2 separate regions of the Mus musculus genome follow, and region 2 is linked to region 1. The links are chromatin loops, found by intact Hi-C in ENCODE. Cell type or tissue: heart. All regions are shown on one strand. Each heading gives the region's core, and the rest is flanking DNA. Links, peaks and the distances in the headings are about the cores only.

Evidence for each region. Hi-C counts contacts between places; a loop is a spot of excess contacts. Peaks named below come from ENCODE experiments on the same cell type or tissue, not always from the same donor. Only the 100,000 strongest peaks of a DNase experiment are listed, where the experiment ranks them.
Region 2: a loop joins it to region 1, with 3 times the contacts of the local background. A loop is called at or near these places in 3 of 42 quality-filtered maps.

What each region holds. Positions count from the first base shown.
Region 1 is chr1:165,948,174-165,959,580 of GRCm38, reverse strand. All of the region lies in intron 1 of Pou2f1 (POU domain, class 2, transcription factor 1), which reads left to right. Among named protein-coding and RNA genes, the nearest start is that of Pou2f1, 49 kb to the left of the region's middle. In heart, for the core only: no CTCF peak of the experiment used is centred there; no DNase peak of the experiment used is centred there.
Region 2 is chr1:165,584,073-165,595,479 of GRCm38, reverse strand. It overlaps Mpzl1 (myelin protein zero-like 1), which reads left to right. Exons shown (of 6, transcript NM_001083897.1): 6 at 1,803-3,299. The coding sequence ends at 1,904. Among named protein-coding and RNA genes, the nearest start is that of Gm51750, 31 kb to the right of the region's middle. In heart, for the core only: a CTCF peak has its summit at 5,879; DNase peaks (open chromatin) are centred at 2,889, 6,049 and 7,519; H3K4me3 peaks cover 242 bases; H3K27ac peaks cover 3,942 bases.

The sequences.
Region 1 (11,407 bases), core at 2,082-10,081:
TCTAGCCATGCTTCTTTTGTGGGGGCTGAGGGGCCAGTAACTTCCACAGGAGCCCTGGTTCCAGGAGACATGAGAGAACTCCTTCCATCCCATGTAGGTGATCTGCATATAGTTCAATGCCCCATATGACAGGAAGTCTTTAAACTTTTAAAATTCACTTTATATCCAATTGCTGCCCCCCCTTTCTGATCCACCACCCACACAGTCCCTTCCCTATCCCCCTTCCCCTTCTCCTCTGAGAGGGTAAAGGCCCCCCTGGGTATCCCTCCACCCAGGCACATCAAGTCTCTGCAGGGCTAGAGCGTCCTCTCCCACTGAGGCCAGATAAGGCAGCACAGTTAGGGGAACATATTCCACAGACAGGCTGCAGCTTTACGGACAGATCCCACTCCAGTTGTTGGGGGACCCACTTGAAGACCAAGCTGCTACATATGTATGGGGCCAATACAGTTCTTAATAGCAGCCTTATAAATTTCTGTATATCGTGCTAGGTAACTGATACAATAAAATAATAAATTTAAGAAAGCTTTGTATTACTTTACTGAAGAACAGTAAACCCAAAGACTAAGACATTTGGGGCTCTCAAGGGGAGACTTAGGAGTACTATGTTACGGTTAGATTCCACTGTCAGGTGCTGCTGAGCAGTTTAGTTTACCCAATACCCTTTTCTTTATTTTTCATATGTAAAATTGAATGATAAAAGAACTTACATGATTGTTCTTGTGAGAAGAAACTAGTTAATGCCTGTCACACTGTGGCTATTTAAAAAAAAAACAAAACAACAACAACAACAACAAAAAACCTTGAGCTAGGAATGGATTTTATTTTATTTTTCTTTTAACAGGGTTTTTTAGTGTGGCCAAGGCCTGAATCTCACTATGTTGATTAAGATGGCCTCAAACTCTCAAGTGCTGGGACCAGCTTTAGTTTTTATATTTATGATATTAAAAAAATGGGAAGGTGAGTGACAGATTAGGGGTCCACAAGGCCTAATGTTGTTGCTCTGTATAATTATTTCCCAGAAAATGCTAGTTTCTGGGAATGTTTATGCTATTGTGAGTATGGTAGTTTGCCAATGAATGTTAGAATGAAAGATAGCTGTTAGATGAGAACTGGAGTTAGAAAAGAATGATTGTGGATACTACTGACTAGAGAAGGAAGTCACAGTTGTGACTACTGGTGATTACTTACAAGGGGAAAAAAAACAAAGCCAAACAAAATGAAAGTCAGTAACATTGTAGAAGTAGCAAAACCAGTGGAATCCAGAAGGACTTCCTCTTTTGGAAATGGGGTTAGGAATGTTTTAGGGTCCTCTATCTTTCTGCTGTGTTTAAAAAGTTAGACTCAAGAGTGATGTTGAGCTTTATAGTAGCTAGTTATTATAGTTTGCTAGGATAAAAAAATTTCAAGTACTGTCCCATGTTTTCAAGATTAATTTTAAAAAATGTTTTAAAAGTGTGTGTGTGTGTGTGTGTGTGTGTGTGTGTGTGTGTAATATGAGTACATGTGCGTATGTGGGTTATGGAAGTCAGAGGACAGCTTTTGTGTTGGTCCTCACCTTTGACCATGTTCACTGCTTTGTATTGGGGGCCAGCTGACCCATGAGCTTCTTGGGGTGCTGCTGTCTCTGCCTTCCATCTCTCTTTAGGAATTTTGAAATTACAGACACATAAAACATGTGTCAGTTTTGCAGAAGTTCTGAGATTTGAACTCAGGTCTTCATGCTTGTTTGGCAAGCCTTTGGACCACCTTTCTAGTTTAATGTTCTGTATTTAAGATCAGCACATGAATAATAATTCTTTAACTTATGGGTATTGCACATGCACATATGCTTGTATATCACATTTGTGCCTGGGGCCAATGGAAGCCAGAAGAGAGTGTCAGACCCCTAGGAACAGGAGTTTCATTCAGTTATTTATGAGTTACCATGAAGGTGCTGGGAATTGAACCCAGGTCTTCTAAGAAGAGCAGCTAGTGCTCTTAACCACTAAAAGACGACCTCTTTGGTCCCCTAGTGTTATGTAGTTAAAGATCTTATTTATTTACTTATTTTTTGTTTTTCTGTGTATGTGAGTGCATGCACACATTTATACAGGCACACAAGTGAGTTTGCAAAGGCCAAAAGGAGGTTAGGTTCCTCAGAGTAATGGGCATTTACATTTACAGATCACTGGGCTTATACGCTGATGCTGGGATCTGAACTTTGGTCCTCCATTTGAGCAGCAAGTGCTCTTAACCACTGAGTCATCTCTGCAGCCCTTTTCTATAGTTTGGGAAGTAGTCCTCCATGCTTTATGTTATGAAGGAGATTTAATAAACAGTAAGAAATGCATAAGTGCTTAATTGTATTTATTTTTATAATAATCAGTAAATGCTTTTAATTAACCAACTTCACACATTCTGCCGTGGAAATTTGTGGAGATAGTAAATTCTTAGTTACTTCAAATTCAAGCCAGATTCTTCAGTATTTATTCCTATCTGCCCTCCAACTATCCTGTTTTTCATTTAGGGTGCTAGGGTAAGTTTTCTTCTTTCATTTTTATTTCCTTGATTAATGATTTCACATTTCTACTGGTTTTAAACTGTATACATCTCTAAGCTAATATCTGAATTGTAGTAAATAATGATACTTTCTGTAGTAATTGAAAGTTGCTTGAATGTTTCTAATCCGAAGCGGTCCTAATCTGAAGCAGTCCCTGGAGTGTTTAAAGCAATTCTTTTATTTCATAAATTGGTTGTTTACTTAAAAGTGATGGAAATTATTATTGGTTAAGTGAGAAATGGCTCAATGCTCTGACTTCTGCTCCTTTTCTTCTACATAGACCCTGTTGCATCTCCTGTAAGCAGTGTGTAAACTCTCCATCTTCTGGGGACAGAGTAGGAAATCCTGTTCCTATAGAATACACCTTGTGAAGATTATACATCAATAATAATAGGGTCATCTAATTTTGAAGAGCTTTATAGAAAAGAAAAAATGGAGACTACTGTGCTATTTTAGTTTTGTATAGTTTTCTTTCTTCACCGTGCATTCTTATTATATGCAGTAGTTGACCTTCCATTTTAATATTACTACTAGCTGGTGTTTGTTTTGTTTTACTTTCTATTGGTCTCTTTCACAGTAAGAGCAAGTAGTTGCAAGGTATTTAATCTATTGAATAAATAAATTGTTGGGCTTTGTTGAAAGTTTTTTTGTGTGTTGCAGGGATAAATGAGTAGTTCTTATCTGTCTTATATTCAATTCATGCTCACATTTTTTTCTTTATTCAGAGGTGGTAATTAAGCTATTCTAAATAATCTGGCAGCTATGGTGTTGGTATAAGAAATAGTAGCGTTAAGTTAAAGATGATGTATCTTTATTCTGCCACTAATGTATAACATCTTTATGATAGTAATATGCCAGAATATCATTTTTTCATCTATAAAACAACGAATGACTTCTTTATAGGATTTTGTTAGTATTAAAAAGGTAATATTTAAGCATGTCCAGCATGGTGTCTGGTACACCTAATGTTCAATAAATGGTTGTCATATTAAAAACCAGATAGCAGTGTATTTTAGCTGCCTCCCTAGTTCTCCGATTAAAGGCGTGTGCCATTACCTCCCAGTTTTAGGGTGATCTTAATAAAACTCTTGAGTCACAAAAACTTAGAATAAGAGTTAGGATATCACAATTTAAGGCTCACTCCCCTTACAAAGTTTATCTTATTCTCTAGTGCCCTTGTCAGGTGTTTATATCTCAGCTGCTGTGGAGCTTTTTTCTTTGGACAAGACATTATGATAGGTTTTCAGGGGACTTCTGAGTTGAATAAGGTTCTTCAGTCTAGTGCCTGTGAGAAATGGCAGTGGAGATAGATCGTGAAGGATGACATAGAATATGAATATTTACAGAGTTTCTGATAACAGGAACCAGGTGGGACAAAGGAGAGGAGCTGATTTGTTGCAGGAAGTCATGAATATGGATACTCCCATGAGACTGGATGAAGGAAAGTACAGGAGTAATGAAGTGAAAGTTTCCTACAGTGTGACTTTCTGTATCCATCAAATGAATTGTTAAATATCTAACTGTGATATGATCAAATTTGCATCAGAAAATTATAGGAAAAAAACAGCAATAGAATGAAACTTCTTTTCCCATGAACTTCAGATTGTAGTAAGAATGTAATTTAGTATTTAAATCAACTTAAAAATACTTTAAAAGTGGATTGGGGCTGGGGGTGGTGCCGCATGCCTTTAATCCCAGCGCTTGGGAGGCAGAGGGGCAGGCGAATTTCTGAGTTCAAGGCCAACCTGGTCTACAGAGTGAGTTCCAGGACAGCCAGGGCTACACAGAGAAACCCTGTCTCAAAAAACAAACAAACAAAAAGTGGATTGGAACACAGGCACAGAACAAGTTGCAAAAATGACTAGGCAGATTTGGCAGAGTAATTTCTAAACAGGAAAAAGTGGTCCTTGAAATTTACATTTCAAATGCATTTGAAAAAGAAATTTTGAAGAAACTAATAGTAGGTCTTGGGAAATTAATCAGATTACTACTAGTGTTCTAGAGGTAGATATGAAGAGAAAGTAAGATACAGAGAACAGAATGAGAAGTGCAGTGCAGTTGGTGTTCTAGAGAAGACAGTTCTTAATCATCATTTCTAGTGTACATCCTCTGAGAACACCATCCAGGGATATGGAAAGGCGTTCACTAGAAACAGTGGAAAGCTAAGGACACTGGGAGAAAGCAACCTTTGAGCGTATATAAAGATGAAATGATGGTTTTAGATAGATAAACTGAGTTGCTTACCACCATATCCTTTACTAAAGGAGCTTCTAAGAAACATTTCTTAAGATTGAAGGAAGCTGAACTCAGAAAGACTGAAGTACAAGAAGGATAAACGAAAAAATGGAAATATATGAGTAACTATTAGTAAACTATATTCAATTTATTTTATATTAACAGAGCAGTTACCAACTTTCATCGTCAACCGTTGCAGATAGTACAATAAGAATTTTTCAAGAGAAGCTGTAATCTTAGCTCTCTCTCAAGATTATTTTCATCTTACAAATGTCTCTGATATAATTTGAAATGAATGAATGTCTTTTTAAAAAATGTGTCTACTTGCAGGCTGCTGAGCTAATTTTAAATTTGAATAAGAAAATTTAAAATGAATCTAATGGAACTATGTTAACTGATCTTGCTCCTTAGTTATCAGTCTTTACTGTCAGTGTTTTACCATTTGAATCTGGAATTGACTGGTGAGAATGCTCAGCTTTCATTGTACGCATTAGAAGCCCGTTCCAAGTGCATTGTTCCAAGTGCATATCCTAATCCTGGAGAAGCACAGACATAATAAAATGGAGCTTGATGTTCTTCATATGGCCAAGGGCATTGCAGCAGAATATATATCATGTCCTTTATAGCTTTAGCCTCAGAGAGGGGAAGTTGCTAGAGAGTGTTCTGTTTGCTTGCTTGTTTAACTGCTGAGCCCTTGGTATTCTGTGAGAACAATATATAGAATTTTATTAGTTGCCTTTATTCAAAATCAACAGTGAGTGTTCTACTCATATTCTAATCTTTTTAAACAAACCTTTAATTGTGAACTAAGTCTCATGCTTGATTTAACATTTGTTGACTTTCCCAGAACCATTTTTTCATTCATGTACAAGTATTTGGTTGAGCCTCTCTCAGGTTCTACCACATATGTGAAATTGCTGTTAAGTAAATAAGACATAATATCTTGTGTTCAGAAAATTTTCTTTCTAGTGAAAAGCAGAAATCAAACAAGTATACAAATTTTAAAATTATGAGTTTTCAGAGAAAACAAGGTGAAGTGATAGATTAATTGATTTAAAAGATTAATTGATTGTCCTCACCTGAATGAACATAAATTGCGAAGGCCACGGGGCATATTTGACTGAATGTGGCATCCTTTTCCATATGAGAGGATATAATATTAAAATGATGGGGATTTTCATTTTATAATGATATAAAAACTACAACAGCTCTTCACAATTTAAATGCTTATCTTCCTTAACTCAGGGAAATATGTGAGAGGCCCTATCCTAATTTTTATTTTATATTTGGCTCTATAATGTGGAGAACTCAGCCCCACATTAAAACACTTGGTCACAGATGTTTGATTCATCAGCTGTGTTATGTGCTCTGTCCTTATGTATTTAGACAGTGGTGCCACTGTATGTAAAAGCAGTACTTGTTAACTTTAGCAAGATCTTTACATAAGACAAAAGATAATACCAAAGAATCTTGGTGTTTTAGATATACAAGATAATATAAAGACAGTAGCTATAGCCCCAAGCCATGTTAGAGAATTTAAACATAATAATTTCTTTAGAATAAACTGTATTTTATTGATGAGCTGATTATTTATATAGGTTTTCTACACAGTAAATTCTTTTTTCCACAATGAATTCTTTAAAAATGTATGAAAACATTGTTTGTTGTTGAAACTTTAGTGTACATATATTCTTTTCGCGGAATTTTTACTCCTGGCTTCTTTGAGAGTAAAGCTGTAGAAATCTCTGCCATGGTTTTTGTGGATTGTGAAAACAATTGAGAAGCTGTAATTACAATAGATGGGTTCTCTAACTGTCTTGTGGAGTCTTTTCCTCAGTGTCACCATAGGTAGTAAAATGTGATTGCAATGTAGAAGACTTTTCTCTCTAAAGAAGACCAGTGATCCCTTTAAGAAGGGTCATTGTGAATTTCTTGTTGTAATTGCAGAATGAGTGAGTTTGAATATGAAGGAAGAAGAGCCTAAATAGGAGAGATGCTCTGGGGCTGCCTTTCTCTACAAAAGGTAAATCAGAAAGCATCTGCTGTGGCTGTTTTACCATTTTTATTTTGTTTAAGAACAAACATAGTAGGCAGTTTTCCTTATTTGATGAGCAATGATATCAGTTTGACCGGATTTATGATACTGAAAGATTATTGGTAGGAACTCATTAAAGGGCAACATTTTGGAAATTTATCCAACTGTTCTTTTCGAATTCACACAAAATGACACAAACTGAGGCCAAATAGATAGTCAGCATTATTTCTAAGCAATCTAGCCTTTCACTGAAAAAAAAAATCTTCCTGTATTTATCCATTTCCTTTTAACTGAAAGCCTTTTTGTTAACAAGTCTTTAAGCTTAAACCAAAATTGTCCTTCCTTGTCTAAGTCTTCTCTGTCTTGAATTTTTCTTATAGATCTCTATTAAACCAAGCTTTAATAGAGACCACAACTGCTTTGTTCTTTTGAGTTTCTTTCTTTGTATCAATATCAAGGTTACAAAACTGATTGTATAGGATTTCACTCATTTAGTTATAGGTTTGATTAATAAGGTAAAAAATATTTAGCCAGACACTGGGAGCCAACCAAATATACAAATAAATAAATAAATAAATAAACAAACAAACAAATAGTTCAGCTAAAAATCTTATACTCAAAAAATAGAAATTTGTAACATTTCATGTGTTTAGTTAGGAAAAAATACTCCACCAACAGGTAGATAATGAAAATGTGGTATATATATACATAGTAAAATTCTACTCAGTTGTAAGTAGAATTTATAAAAAGGGCTTGATCTGAAAAGTATATTAGATGAAGTAACCCAGACTCAGACAAAAATTACATATTCTCTCTCATGAAGTTCCAAACTTTAAATGTTTGCATGTATAGAAAGAAAGGAACGAGGAAGAGTTGGCTTAGCCATGAAACTAGATAGGCGGCAGTCTCAGGTAGGGCTTTACTGCTGTGAGCAGACACCATGACCAAGGCAACTCTTAGAAGTACAACATATAATTGGGACAGTCTTATAGGTTCAGAGGTTCAGTCCGCTATTATCAAGGCAGGAGCATGGCAGCATCCAGGCAGGCATGGTACAGGAGGAACCCCATGCCCATGCCCACAATGACACACTTACTCTAACAAGGCCATACTTCCTAATAGTGCCACTCCCTGGACCAAGCATATTCAAACCATTACAGAGGCTACAAGGTGGGAAGAAGTGCTGAGCAAAGGGGATAGGACAAAAGACAGAAGTGACAGGAGGCAAGTGGGAAGGAGGCTACTGGAGGTGGAGGGGGCAGAAGAGGAGATGGGAGAGAAGAGAAATAGCACAGTTTGTTGGAAAACATATAAGGAAACCAGATTCTTTATAGGCTAATAAATCTTTTTCAAAAGCAGAAATATAGGCCTGTGGAAACAGCACATCAAGTGAACACCGTTAATACATAGGCTGAAATGGCTCTATGTGAGGTGATTAGTCTGAAGCGCATTCTGAATCCATTTCTTATTGATTCTTTATTGCTGTCTTTGAAGACCTAGGTAGGGTTCATTCTTTCACAGTTCTTTTCCCATAAGAGTGGAGTAAATGCTGACAGTACATTAAGTTGATTCCTTAGGAAAACATTCTTTGAATAAGGTACACCTGTGGTACAACTATCCCAGCTTTAAAAAAACAACATGGTGGCTGGGCAGTGGTTGCGCACGTCTTTAATCCGAGCACTTGGGAGGCAGAGGCAGGTGGATTTCTGAGTTCGAAGCCAGCCTGGTCTACAGAGTGAGTTCCAGGACAGCCAGAGAAACCCTGTCTTGAAAAACAAACAAACAAACAAAAAACATGGCAAGCAAAGGAAAGGAAACAAGTGTGTATTTTTTTCTTTCTCCTGTTGTCTGATTTGTATGTTAAGTCACCTGTCTGAGGCTTGATATGTGTAGCTCAGGGAACCATTTACCTAGTGTCATATGAGACCTTAGGTTCCATCTCCAGTGGCATCTTCCCTCAAACAAAAAGTATGCATGCATATATGACCTAAGAAAATTTCACCATATTACTTACACAAACAGATCCTGATAATAAGGAAACACTTCATTTGAATGTCTTTGTCTTTCTGATTTGTTTTGGTTTTTTTCTCATAAATTGTGACCAATCTTTAGATTTACTTAAAGTAGTTAATTGTCATGCTGGAGTTGAACCCAAGACTTGTACATAATAGGCAAGTGCTTTACTATTGAGCGTACATCTTTAGTCCCCAAATTTTTAAAGTACATTTTATGGGATAGTACTGAAAGCACTTAGCAATTTCACAAAATGACCTCGTTGGTGTCTTAATTAGGGTTATTCTTGGTGTAATGAAACACCATGACCAAAAGCAAGTTGGGGAAGATAGGGGCTCACCCTTCCACATCATAGTCCATCACTGAAGAAACTCAAACTGATGCAGAAGGGGTGCTGCTTAGTGACTTACTCATCATGGTTTTCCCAGTCATTTTTATAGAACCCAGGAATGAGACCGCCCACAATGGGTCAGGCCCTCCCTTATCAATCATTAATTAAGAAAATGACCTTCAGCAGGGTGTTATGGACGCATTTTCTCAACTGAGGTTCCCTCCTTCAGATAATTCTGTATGTCAAGTTGACATAAAACTAGCCAGCGCAGCTTGTTGAGTCCATCATTTTTAACATCTGATGTGTTTGAGCTAACTAGAGGCTTTTTTCTCCATTAACTATTTTAGTATGTCTATGATAGCTTTCATGCTGCTAGCCTAGTTCTTTGAAATGTTACCCATTAGAAATATGTTTTTAAAAAGTTTTAGTACATCAAGACAGTATCTAATAAATTAGATACTAAAGAAATGCATACTTTTATGTTTTTAAAGAATTCAGCAGTGAAGGATGTTAAAGTTTGTGGCTCAGACTTTATACTCTTCCCCATATAAACATTTTCTGTCTTGGAAAATTTGTTTTTATGAAAGGATAAATGGTTAAATTTTCTGCCCTGGGTGTGAAGACCTAGATGGTTGGAAATGAATATGAATGATAGTGAGTGAGTTAGCCTGGGTTCAAGACTCTCCTCTCCTTGTATAATAAAGACTCTTGGTTACCCCTTGGTAATGTTGCATGTAACAGAAACAGACCTGCCCAACTTGATACTCTGCATCTTCTTTAGACAGAGGATACCAGCCAGCAGACTCCTTTCAGAAGGCTAGTAAGCTCCTTAGATTTTATTCTATTACTCTCACTCGGATTCCAAAGAGTAGAATAAATCCCTGCAGTTTTTCACATATCTCTCTGAAGTTTGACGCTGTAAATCAGTGTTCACACTTTACACTGTTCAGAATCTTATAGAGAATTGATTTCAGAACATATTTCTGGAACCTCCGCCCTTAGAGTTTCTAATTTAGTAGATCTGATGTAGGACCCAAGAATTTATATTCTAAGTTGGTGTTGATGATAGTGCTGACCCAGCTACTATCTCTATGACTACAAACACTTTAATTAGGCCAAAGAACAGCCATAGCACATTAATTTAAGGAAACGAGGCACATTCTTTAATTCAGAACTTTAATAAACTGTTAGTCTCTCTGGGTGCTGTTTACTACATTAAGGGAACCCCACCCTTACTCCCATAAATATTGACTTAATTTTTTTTCTCTTTTCAACTTCTTTATGTATGTGTGTGTGTATATATATATATATATATATATATTAGGTATTTTCCTCATTTACATTTCCAATGCTATCCCAAAAGTCCCCCATACCCCCCCCCCACTCCCCTACCCACCCACTCCCACTTTTTGGCCCTGGCATTCCACTGTACTGGGGCATATAAAGTTTGCAAGTCCAATGGGCCTCTCTTTCCAGTGATGGCCAACTAGGCCATCTTTTGATACATATGCAGCTCTGGGGTACTGGTTAGTTCATATTGTTGTTGCACCTATAGGGTTGCAGATCCCTTCAGCTCCTTGGGTACTTTCTCTAACTCCTCCATTGGGGGCCCTGTGATCCATCCAATAGTTGACTGTGAGCATCCACTTCTGTGTTTGCTAGGCCCCGGCCTAGTCTCACAAGAAAGAGCTCAACTTCTTTAGTCAAAACATTTTTCCTAAATTTGATGATTGCCTTCCTCTAATTTAACAGACACACTAGCCCCTGCTGTTAGGCTGGAGGTCACTTTTGGATTAGTAGAAATTTATTTTACTTGAAACTTCAAGCAAAGATAGATTTTTAAAAACAATTGTGTTTTTTTTTTTTTTTTTTTTTTTTTTTTTTTTTACTAAGATACCACAATTGCTTGCACAATTGAAACTTTTTAAATCCGTCTGAGGTCAGTACAACTTTTGGTGAGCCATTACCAGCTGTGTCTGTTGCTATGGAAACTCAGCAGGGACTAGCAGTGTTATAGTTGTAAGGACCACACCTGGCTTATTTGCATCCAATTTAAGTTGAGAAAATTTCTAAAAGAATAAAAGGTCTCTCCTGTGCCAGTGGATAGCAGAAGGAGCTTGTCAGTTTGTAGCCTTCAGGGTGAGTGGGTTTTTCTCTTCCTGGAGGCTTTTAGTGAATATGTTAAAGCTCATGTTTGTTCTGTGTGTTCACATGTGTCAATGTTTTGCTACCCTTTTTGTGTAAAGTGATC
Region 2 (11,407 bases), core at 1,615-9,614, 360 kb after region 1:
TTTAGACCTGTCGTATTCTAAGGGGAAGAAAGAACAAACTGATCAGACATTGGTAATTACGAAGCTGAAGAAAGCCAGTCCAGCCCTAGGAAGGCTTTCTGTCTCATGATCTTTCCAGGTCGCCTGCCCGTGAAACGCAGTCTTGTGTCATGTGACTGCTGAGATGATTCTGTATGCTTTTCCTCTCTGTTCCCTACTCCTGCTGCTGTGCGCGCAACCCCACCACTCCACAAGGAAAGGCTGAAAACAGCCGACTCTGCTCATCAGTCAGGCGGACGCTCTGGTTTCGGTTTAGTGGATCAGTTACCGCAGAGTGTTTGAAAGTTTGTGTGACATGACGTTGGCAGTGACAGATGGCATCTGTCATGCACACTGTCCAGCACTGCCCTTGGTCATTCACAGGTACCATTTCAGTTTCATAACAAGGCCAAAGGTCTCGTCATTAGAGTAGATTCAGAGTATGCCCAGTATCACATGGCCATCTTCCAGACTGCATGGAGTGCTTCGTGACTTCTGAGTGGCTTTACCTGAGTCCAGATGGGTCGAGTGTCTGACTGATTTTACTGCCTATGATTTACTCCCACACAGCCCTGACCCTGGGCCTGTCTTCCCTGTGAAGTCAGGACACTGAACTCTGCAGGAAGGATTTCAGCTTACACACTGGAGGGTGTGGGTTGGGCCTCTGGCTACCTAGGCCTAAACTTGCTGTTTTACTATATTAGGAAGCTGAAGGACACCTCTAGACTTCTCAAAGTCCCCTGGGTTGGGAGAAGACCTGACTTAGGGTCTCACTACATTTTTTTTTTTCTTAAACTAGAGTTGTTTTGTTGTTTTTATGTGCAGTTTTACAGATTGAAAGGACCTGAGAAAGTCATAAGTGTAAAGTGCCTTTCTGGCAGTTGAACCCTCATCAGACTTTGTCCCTGAGAGTCAGGTATCTGCTCTGCACCCTGCAGCCCAGCCTCTCTCGCTTTCCTGGATTGGACTCTGACGCCCATCTTTGACTTTCTTGGCTTCCTTGATGCTGAGGTGGAAGGGGGAGAACTTCTACTTTAATCTATTTAGAGTTTTTCTTTACATTTCTTAGACTGTGGATTTATTTAAGAAGAAACAGCTTAGAAGGACAGTTACCTGATCCTGGAACTCCAGCAGGCTGGTAGTGCAGCTCAGGGATGGGGCATTCCTAGCCTGGCTAAAGCTGAGGATCGGTCTGGTCCCTGACACCAGAGAAGGTTGCAGGAAACACAAATCCTCAGAACTTGAATCAATCATGATAGCGTCAGACTGAAAGGGTTGTGTTGCATTTACATTGAACATTTAAACTGTTTGAGGATCTATTTGTATAAATTGACCAGCACAAATTAATCATATGGGTAGTGTCTATATGTTGTGTTCTTTTGGGATGATTCTGAAACTAAGTGGCCCTTGGGTTGGGCAAGGTCTAACCTAGTTCTTATGTCCAGTTCTAGTTGCAAATGCTAATGAGGGCTTTGACAGCCTAGTAAATTAAGAAACATTGCCAAAAAGGAATGGTATATATATTTTTTTATGGAAATGTCTAAGTGTACACAAAACCAAAAGGAATAACATAACTAATTTTCATGTATCAGCTTTGGTGGCTTCAGTGGGTGCCCATTCTGATTTTAAGATCAATTCTCAACATGACATATGGAATCTTAACTCTTCAGGGGAGCAGAGTCCTTGCTCTGGAGGCCTAACATATGTCTGTAATGATTGCTTCTGTTCCTGTGGCTCAGGGACCATCAGTTCTTCCAAACCTCTAATTGGTTTCTCTTCTCCAGGGCCCAGTCATTTACGCACAGTTAGACCACTCTGGCGGACACCACAGCGGCAAGATTAATAAGTCAGAGTCGGTTGTGTATGCGGACATCCGGAAAGACTAAGAGAACACCCAAACATTTCCAAACTGGACGCTTGTGCAGAAAATGTCCATAACCGCATGTGGCCTTGAGGACTCGGGCAAGGACAAGCACATGTATACTCGGAGAGAGCAGAAAATATGTATAGAGGATATGTATATTCTATTTAATCTTCCTGATGTGAGAGGCCAACGTTGCATGGTGAAGTGGTATGAGTCTACGTATGTGTAAATTGTCTTGCTGTTTCTGTATATTCTTTCAGAGTCATTTCTAGCTGGAAAGTTTTAGAAGCATCCCGTGGTCCCATGCGTGGGATGGTTTGCCTTATTGAAGACTCTGCAGAACCGTTAGTCTTTCCGACAGACGTGGCCTTTTTCATCTAAGGGCTCAACCAGTCTAAGCATTTCTTGTAGTTAGAGAGTGAGGTGTTCAGTGGAAGTGTGTCTCTCACAGTATCAGGACCGTTTTGTTCTGTGCCCGTGCTAGCTGATAGACACCGTCGGTTAACCACGCCACCCGAGGACAGTCTGAGAAGTTAGTGTTGATGCTTTTCTTTATATGAGGGAATTCTGAGCTGAGATTGTCCTTGTCACCATCCTGCTATTAGCTACGATCTCACAATGAGTTCTTGTCAGCGTGCAGACAGCAGAGCTGGCTGAGGCTGTGGTCGTGGTTAAAAGGGTACAGATTACAGAGCCCCAGCATGACAATAGCGTGTGGAAGGCAGCATCTTCCTTTCTCCTCCTCTTAGGGACGCTATCAATGAACTGCACACTCTAGATACCTCCTGACACCAGGTTCTTTACCATCTCCTTGTGGTGCTGAGACCGTGTATATGGTGCTAGTGCTCTGTGGGCTTTGTTCAAATGACACCTCTTCTTAAGGGCTTTCTACATCTGGCTCCATGATCTCCCTGCCCAGTCAGAACCAAATCCTCTGTTGGCCAAGCCAACCTTCTTCCCTAGGCAGAAACCGTTGGCTGCTGGCCGGCCTTCCTGGACTGAGCCTGCAGCCTGGTTCCAGCTGCTCGCAGGACAGTGTGCAGGCCTCATGGCCTAACTCCACACACCACCTCCCTTGGAGTATTCGGTCTCTTTCCTGCAACTCTGCGTTCTGGGCCTGGCTACAGATAACAGTGAGGCCACGTCCAGATGGCAGACCTGTGCTTCCTGTGTCTTCTGAGCAGAAGAATGCATTCGAATTGAGAAGAGACACCTAAAAGGGATGGCTTTTAGAATTCCTGCCTGTATTTTCTCCTGGAAATGTGTCCAGCTGGAGAGATACCAAGTTCATTGTTACTTTTTGATATTTTCATTTGTACGTCTGTGAATATTTTAATACATCTTTTTCGATTTCTGAATGGTGTTGTCTGCTTGTTTTTAACCAAATGGAAAAAGAGATAAAGCCCTTTCATCTGAACCATTGCAGCTGCACAAGCCTCCATCCTTGAAACACACTACCTGTGAACCTACTTCAGAGCCTAAAATGGGACTACTGCTGATGTTTGTGTGAGATCTGTTCTCTAGCTTAAGTGTGCGTTCAGATGTCCCCTTAGACCTTCTGCAACATATAAAAGCCACCTCAGGACAGTAAGATGGCTCATTGGGCCTGACAACCTAAGTTAGGTCCCCAAATCCGCATGATAAAGTGTACATGTACGCGCACACGCACACGCACATTTAAAATGATTTGAAATAAAACAGCAACTCCCTAGCCCGTCAGCTCTGCTCTTGACTAGTCTCCCCCACAAGAGCATGAATAGCAAGACTTTGCTGTTTGTTCCTGGCTTCTCCCAGTGTAGAAAAGCACACGGCACAGCACAGCTGCTTTCTGCATGCTTGCTGGGCAGGTGTTCCTATCTACTCAGCCAGGGATACTGAGGACTGCCCTGGGCCAGCCACTGCACCAAGCATGAGGCAACTGTGAAGAGGATAACGCTCTGTGAGGAGATGGCGGCAGAGGCCTGGCAGGGAGACCCAATTGCTCCAAAGATTGGCACACGCCCTGCGCCTGCCTTTCTTCCTCTTCCTCTCTTGTAGCACACTGAGCTAGTACCAGCTCTGCTAGCCTTATACCTACCTCTCTTTAGAAAAATGTTCAGTCTTAGATTATATATTTTGTCCAACCATTGTCACTTAGCATTTAGGAACAGAGAGCGAGCTGGGACTATTTAGTCTAAAGGGGGAAAAAAACCCTCGTTTCTTTATTCTGATCAGTGTCCCACGTGCTGGCAGCAGTTCTGTCTCCAGGATCTGCGAGTGGGGCATGGGGGGATGGGAGGGTAGGTGATAGAAACATGGCTGTTGGGGGGGGGTCTTAGTTTCGATTTGAAAGACTGCGTGATAAAGGTAGACAAAGCCAAAGACTACATGACTTGGTCTGTCAAGGGCTGCACCACAAATGATACCAGCGGCCATACAAGAGTTGATGCTTTCTAGTGATGTGTGTGTGTGTTGCTGGTCACCAAGGATACAAAGGGTGCCCCTGCCTTTCATCACTTAAGACTCCGGATGGGAGGGATGGAGCCCTTAGGGGTTTTATCATCTGCTTCTCTCAAGAGAAAACTGGGTGTTGCTGGCCTTCCTCCTGCTTCAAGGGCTCTGGCTTCTCAGGAAACGTGCCAACCCCGTCTGTAGCCTCTCGCGGAGGCCTGGGCCCAGTGAGCTGAGCTGGGCTAAGAGGAAACCTCTGGGGTTCGTTCTGAAGGCAGTGGGGTGACCTCGGTGCCAGCTGGATGCTGCCCTGCTCGAGGAAGGTGAGCCCTTGTGGAGGAGGAGCCTGGTACTGGGGCACTGGTAGAAAAGCCACTTGACTTAACTGAGCATTTACATGGGAGTGGCCTCCTGCACCTGTGTCCTGTAGACTCAAGACTCTGCTGTCCTGAAAAGAACAAATCTGAACATTGATAAAACATCCATAGACCCCGGGTGTGGTAGAGCACACTTGTCCTCCCAACACTGGAGAGGCTGAGGCAAGGGGAATCAGAACTGGACTATGTGAAACACTGTCTCAAAAAAATAAAAAGCAAACCCCAAATAAGCTCAGAACTCTTAAGGATGGCAGGCACACACATGGTACACATGCACACATGTGTGCATATATGCATATACACATGCATGCATGCATGCAGGCAAAAGAAGCCACTAAATCTAAACATTAAAATACAGACATTGGGGGAAGGAGAGTCTGTGAGAGCATATGCACCTAAAAGATTAAAGTCTGGATACTCACGTATATAACAACACTAACCCTATATCACCCTAACCCTAACCCTTGTCATGTTGAATTAAAACGTTTCTGTATGTAGGCGCACATGCACCGTGCAAGTGTGGATGGTGAAGGATTACCTGGTCAAGTTGGTTTTATCCTCTGACCGTGGAAGTCCTGCAGAAGAAACATGTCAGGTTCATAAAGCCCTCTTCCTCCGGAGCCATCTCACCGGCCTAACATAAACACGTTGAAAAATGTATTCTGAGAGCCAAAGTCTTGTTTTGTTTTGTTTTGTTTTGTTTTGTTTTTATCTATTTCTCAGTGTGTAGTCAAATTTCCTGTTGTGAAAATGGCATTTTTACAAGTGGTTTCTTCAAATCAGGAAACAAACACGGTCCTAGTAAAGATTTTTGGGGAAGGGGATATGGGAAAACCAAGGGGAAAAACAATAGTATCACAAGGCTTTTGCGTTTGCCTCTGTTGTCCTTGAGCATTGTGCCAGGGAAGTGTCCAGGCCAGCAGGCCACCAGTCACCCACACCTACAGACGGGGCTGTGCTGCTATAGATGCACCATGGTATTTTAAGCCATTTCTAAACATGCAGACATTTTAGGCTGTTTATCTTACTAGTAATTCTGTAATTATTTGTCCTTATGAACTACTAAAGAAACAAAAGCCCTACCGAATATAAACAGTTTTCAGTCAGAGGAATCACAGCCCATGCGTGCTCACACCAGCCCTCCTGGCCCTTGGACATCTGAGAGTGTCCGCAGGGGGCGTTGGGGGTGGGTGGGTGCTGAGGTCCCACATCCTTCCCTTCAGGAGCTGACCGGAAAGCTTGGCTGTGTGGGTTGGAAGAAAAACATTTGGGAGTAGAAACGAGAGGGAGGGAGCTAGCTTGTGGATCCACAGGAGACTGCACTGTGTTTACCAGCAGGGAAACACAAACCACTCAGGCTCAAAGGGGTCCCCAAGGACCTGCACTTCCAGCTTCCATTTCCTCCTGCAGACAGGATGTGAAACCTCATTGTCCTTTCTTGGCTCTGGCATCCGTTTCTTTGCTGTGGGCTTTCTGGTGTGGCCTTTGGTGTGCCAGCATTTTAGGGCAGGTTGGGCTTTTTGTTTTGTTTTGTGTATTTTTTTTTAAAAGTCTCACTAACATCTGAGACAAGAAGTTGAACATAGTTATTAATAGTCTCACGGAGCCGCGTAGCTGCCACACTGTGGGGGACTAACTGATGTCCAACATCGGCATTTGAACTGCAGCTCTGCTTGGGTGTGGGGCATAAAGCTAAAGAGAAGCCAGCTTTTGGCTAGAGGTTTTTCTCTGAGGCGACTAAACTTTGAATATGAACTGTATTCTAGCTTCTTTCTCTGTCTTAGATTTAAAAAAATTAAATCTTTACATTTTATTGTGTGTTCGTGCACATGCATGTGTGTGCATCAGCGCACAGACGGAGGTCAGAGGACAACCTTCGCCAGTCTCCCAATCCACCAGGTGGCCTCCAGGGATTGAGTTTTAGTTCCACTTAGGCATGGTGACAAGAACCTTTATCACCAGCCTTTGAAGTGGTTTTTTTTTTAATTAATTTTTTTCTTCATTTCTCTTTTAAACTCTTATTGATTCCCCTCCCCACCCACCCACCCTCACCCCCTCCCAGACAGGGTTTCTCTGTGTAGTCCTGGCTGTCTTAGAATTCATTCTGTAGACTAGGCTGGCTTTGAACTTAAAGGTCAGCCTGCTTCTCCCTCCTCAGACCTTTTGAATACATATACATTGCAGAACTCCATCTCTCAGTCCTCGCCAGGGAAGTTTCTACTTTGTATGGAGGTTCACGTGAAGGCGCAGCTAGGCACAGTGCTGGGATTAGAGGTGTGCACCATCACTGCCCAGCATTAACGTTTATTAATTTTTAAATTATGTGCATGTTGGGGCTTGGTATGTGTGCATATGAGTTCAGGTGCAAGAGGCCACCTCAGATCTCCCTGGGCGCTGGGTTACACGGGTTGGGTGTGAGGTCATGACATAGGTGCTGAGGACTTAACTCCAGTCACATGCAAGGGCAGTATGTGTTCTTAACTGCTGAGCCATCTCTCCAGCCCCACAACATTTCTTTTAACTAGATGAAATAAAATTTGCATTCATTCTGTAGACACACTTCTGGAATGTTCAGCAGATCCGTAAGGGTATGGACCATTTTAGGAGCCTCTGACGTCAGCTTTATTGGCACAACAGGGTCCCGGAGGATTGTTTATGATGTGTCTGGATGTCCCTGGTCTCTTCCTGGTAAACTTTACTTCAAGGACTTTGTACTGGCAGAGGGAGAGTTGTCCTGAAAACTTGCTTGGAGGATCTTGGTCCCAAGAATGCAGAGAATCCATTCAGCACGCAGTTATTAGCAGCTGCTAGGCACCGCACTTCCTCTTCTCCCAGAAACACTAAACAGAGCTCATGTCCCCCGAAGGAATATGACCTCTGGCAGGAGGTCATGTGGTAGATCGAGTCACACAGCGCCTGAGACATCACATCCCAGGCTCTTGGCTGAGCCAGTATTTTAATGTAGACCAATTGCAGTTGGACAAGAGAAAAAAAAAATCATGAGAACAAAATGAAATAAACAAGAAGAGAGCTTGCTTGGAAATAACTGGTCCCTGTTCCACACGATGCCCGAGGTTGGGGTTGGGGTTGGGGTTTGGGAAAGAGGACGTTCATGCTATGCGTTCCCTGGCTAGAAACTCATGGCTGGGGAGCTCATATGCTCCAGGGGATAATCTACTATTAATTTTGCTAAAAGGACATCATATTAAACTGCCTTTTGAATATATATACACTGCAGAACCCCATCTCTCAGTCCTCGCCAGGGAAGTTTCTACTTTGTATGGAGGTTCACGTGAAGGCGCAGCTAGGCACAGTACAAGCCGGTGTGTCTTTGGAGGGGTCGCAAGTGTCTGCGTCACACACCCCTCCCACCCAAGGCTCGTGGGAAGTCACAGAAGAGGAGATGCACTCAAGAGCTCGAGAAGGACTGAGACAAAGCAATGTCTTCTAGATATGGCAGGATCAAGTAGGATCAGGAACTCAGCTGCTGTAGTTCCCTGTACCAGATCAAACCAGTCAATACGACCCTGCGTGGGCAGCAGCGGCTGGGGGTGGGGGCTCGAGCCCCCATCCGCCTGAGAGGAGGACCATTGCTATTGAGGGCTCCTAGGGAAGGGAAGGCCTAGCTTTATGAGTGTGACCCTTGGAAGGTTGACCATGCTCCAGTGGATAACTGCACACATGCTCCGACTTCAGGTCCTCTTTTTTTTTTTTTTTTTATAATCCATTGAATTTGATAAGTGCTTGCCATAGGCACATGGAGGAGGAGCTGATGCACACTCAAGCGTGTGTGTGTGTGTGTGTGTGTGTGTGTGTGTGTGTGTGTGAATATAATCAAGATACATTGTATGTGTGTATGAGACTCTCAAAGAATTAAAAAAATATATATTTAAAAAAATGGTTTGGGAGCTGGAGAGATGACTCAGTGGTTAAGAGCACTGACTGTTCTTCCAAAGGTCTTGAGTTCAGTTCCCAGCAACCACATGGTAGCTCACAACCATCAGTAATGAGATCTGATGCACTCTTCTGGTGTGTCTGAAAATAGGTACAGTGTACTCATACATAAAATAAATAAATCTAAATAATAATAATGGTTTTGGTTCCTTGAGACTGGAGAGATGGCTTGGAGATTAATAACGGCTGCTCTTTTAAAGAATCTAAGTTCAATCCCTGCACCCATATAGCCCCACACAATCATCTGTGACTCAAGTTCCAAGTGATGTGACACCCTCTTTTGGCCTCCACAGGCACCAGACTTGCATGAGTCACACATACATAGATAAAGGCACAACACTCACACTCATAAAATAAGTGTTTAACAAAAAGGTTTTCTTTCTTAATGTGAGTTGTATTTGTTTTGGTGTGTCTGAAGACAGCTACAATGTACTCATATATATAAACTAAATAAATAATTCTTAAAAAAAAAAACTAGCTAGTGTTTGCCTGTGCATCCAACTAATACTATATAGTGAGACTGACTCTAAATAGACAGACAGACAGACAGACAGACAGACAGACAGATAGATAAAAGCAGTGCCTATAATTCCAACACTCAAGAGGCGATGAAGGAAGTTTGCCTCAGGTTTGGGGCCTTTCTAGGCTATGCAGTGAGTTCTAAGCTAAGCTGAACTATAAAAGGAGAACAAGGGAAAAAAAAAACCCCAACGAACAGCAGAAATCGCACACATACAAGCCCACTCTCCTTCCCCCCCTAAATAAAGTATGGAGGCTGGCATGGTGGTATCTCTCAGTCCCTGGACGCTGCTGCTGCCACTTTCTATTGGCTTGACACTTGTAAACTCCTTTGCTCACCCTGCATGCCTGCTGCCTGTGCTGTAAAGTGCTCTGAAGCAACTGTGAGCAAGACAGAACTTGCCCAAGGCCTCCTGGTGCTTGACCTGATACTAAGTGCTGGAGATACAAAGCTGAACGTGGCAGAATCCCCTCCCATCCAGAGAGCCCAGCCCTCGAGGAGTTCCTGGAGGAAAGAGCCCAGAGCAGTCCACCGCAGTAGTGAAGTGAGCCTTAAAGAGCACAGACTCCCGGCTGGGCTGGGACTTCCTGTGCTGGCCAAAGAGAGCTTGGAGACAAGAGCTTGAAGAGGTGGAGAGGAGCCCAAAACCCTGATTAAGGGCTGTTCCAGGTGGCAGAATTAGCGCAAAGTCTACACACCCCACGCCCTGCATTTAGGAAAAGGCCTTGGAAGGAAGCCTTATGATACAGGCTTCGGAATTTCATCATAGACCAGCACAGGGATTTGTTTGTTCGTTGGGACGCTTACCCTGCCAGTTACACAGGTAAAGGATGGAAATCAGATATTGGGGAAGCGATTAATAACGTGACTTAGGGCAGAACTGGGTTAGGCGTAAAGGAACTGGATTTTTAGCAGCGGTGAGGACAAAGATGAGAGCCATGGGAGTAAGGTTTAGAAAGATGTTCAGTAGCACTGACAATATGAGTGACTCGGGGACAGCCAGGTGAGACAGCCCATGCATGATAAGCCCAGCGCTCAGGAGACCGAGGCAGGGGAATTTCTTGGAGTTTGAGGATCAGTCTGACTACAAAGTTCCAGGCTGAGCTGTAGGGTAATATAGCAAAGGAAAGCGGCCAGGGTTGCTACACACAGTAAAATCATGACGAGCAAAGGCTGCTACCGTTAACATGAGGAAGCAGCTCCAGGGAAGGTGGGATTTAGGGTTGAAAACCCGGGGTTTCTCGTGCAGGGGCAAAGCGAGCAATGGCAATATCCTCGCAACTTTGTAGCCCCCTGTTCACTTGACAACTAGCTGTATCTGATTCTTTGAGTACCCTTCCAGAAAAGTTCCCCCACCTCTGATATCAGTGTATTCCGTCTCCTACTACCCGGCAGATCAGCACCCCTGACCTAAATTTCAATCACTTCTCTTTGGCAGGCCACCCTAATTCCAGCTTGTGACACGATTTGCCTGTGTCTATCTTGGCCCAGATCTCTTCCATCTCTGAGAGTGATTGGTGAAACCTGGGTGGCCTTGGACGCAGGATCCACCTCAGTGGGAGAATACTTGCTCAGCCAGTGTGAATCCTTTGATTCTTAGATCCTTAGTACCACATATAAAAGCCGACCGTAAGACTTTCTAAAACAGAAATATGGTCCATACATGTCCTTCAGTGGTCATCCTGAGACTCCTATTTTGGATGGTGTTGATGGGTCCCAGACCTAAAGCCAGATGGCCCACAAGGCTCCTTTGTTCAGTGGGTCTCCTCAGACCAGCTGGTGTCTGGGGGTGGGGACCCAGTGCTCCAGAGTTCCAGGACCAAATGCTGTGTGCTGGCCTGGGAAGGCCTTCTGTCCGATTCACACCTCTTCCCAGCTAGCTCCCACCAGCTTTCTAAAGGCCACATCAGGGTGTGTGCAGCAGGTGCCCTGTATTTTAGTTGCTTGTTTGCCAGCATTGACACACAACCACCACCTTACAGAAAGACTAAGATGCTACGATTAAATCTCCATGTTACAAACCAGGAAACTGAGGCACAAAGAGCTTTCCCTCAAGGGCATAGACTCAACCGCTGGATCCAGTCCAGTGAGTTTTCAGGTCTATGTCATATGCCACGGTTTGGATTGTTTCTTGGCTCATTCCTGTATTCATGGTACAGGGCCTGAGACCATCATTTCACTCACTGAATAAATACCAGGTCCCTAGGGCCGCTATAAGAAAGAGCAAGAGCAAATATTCCTTAT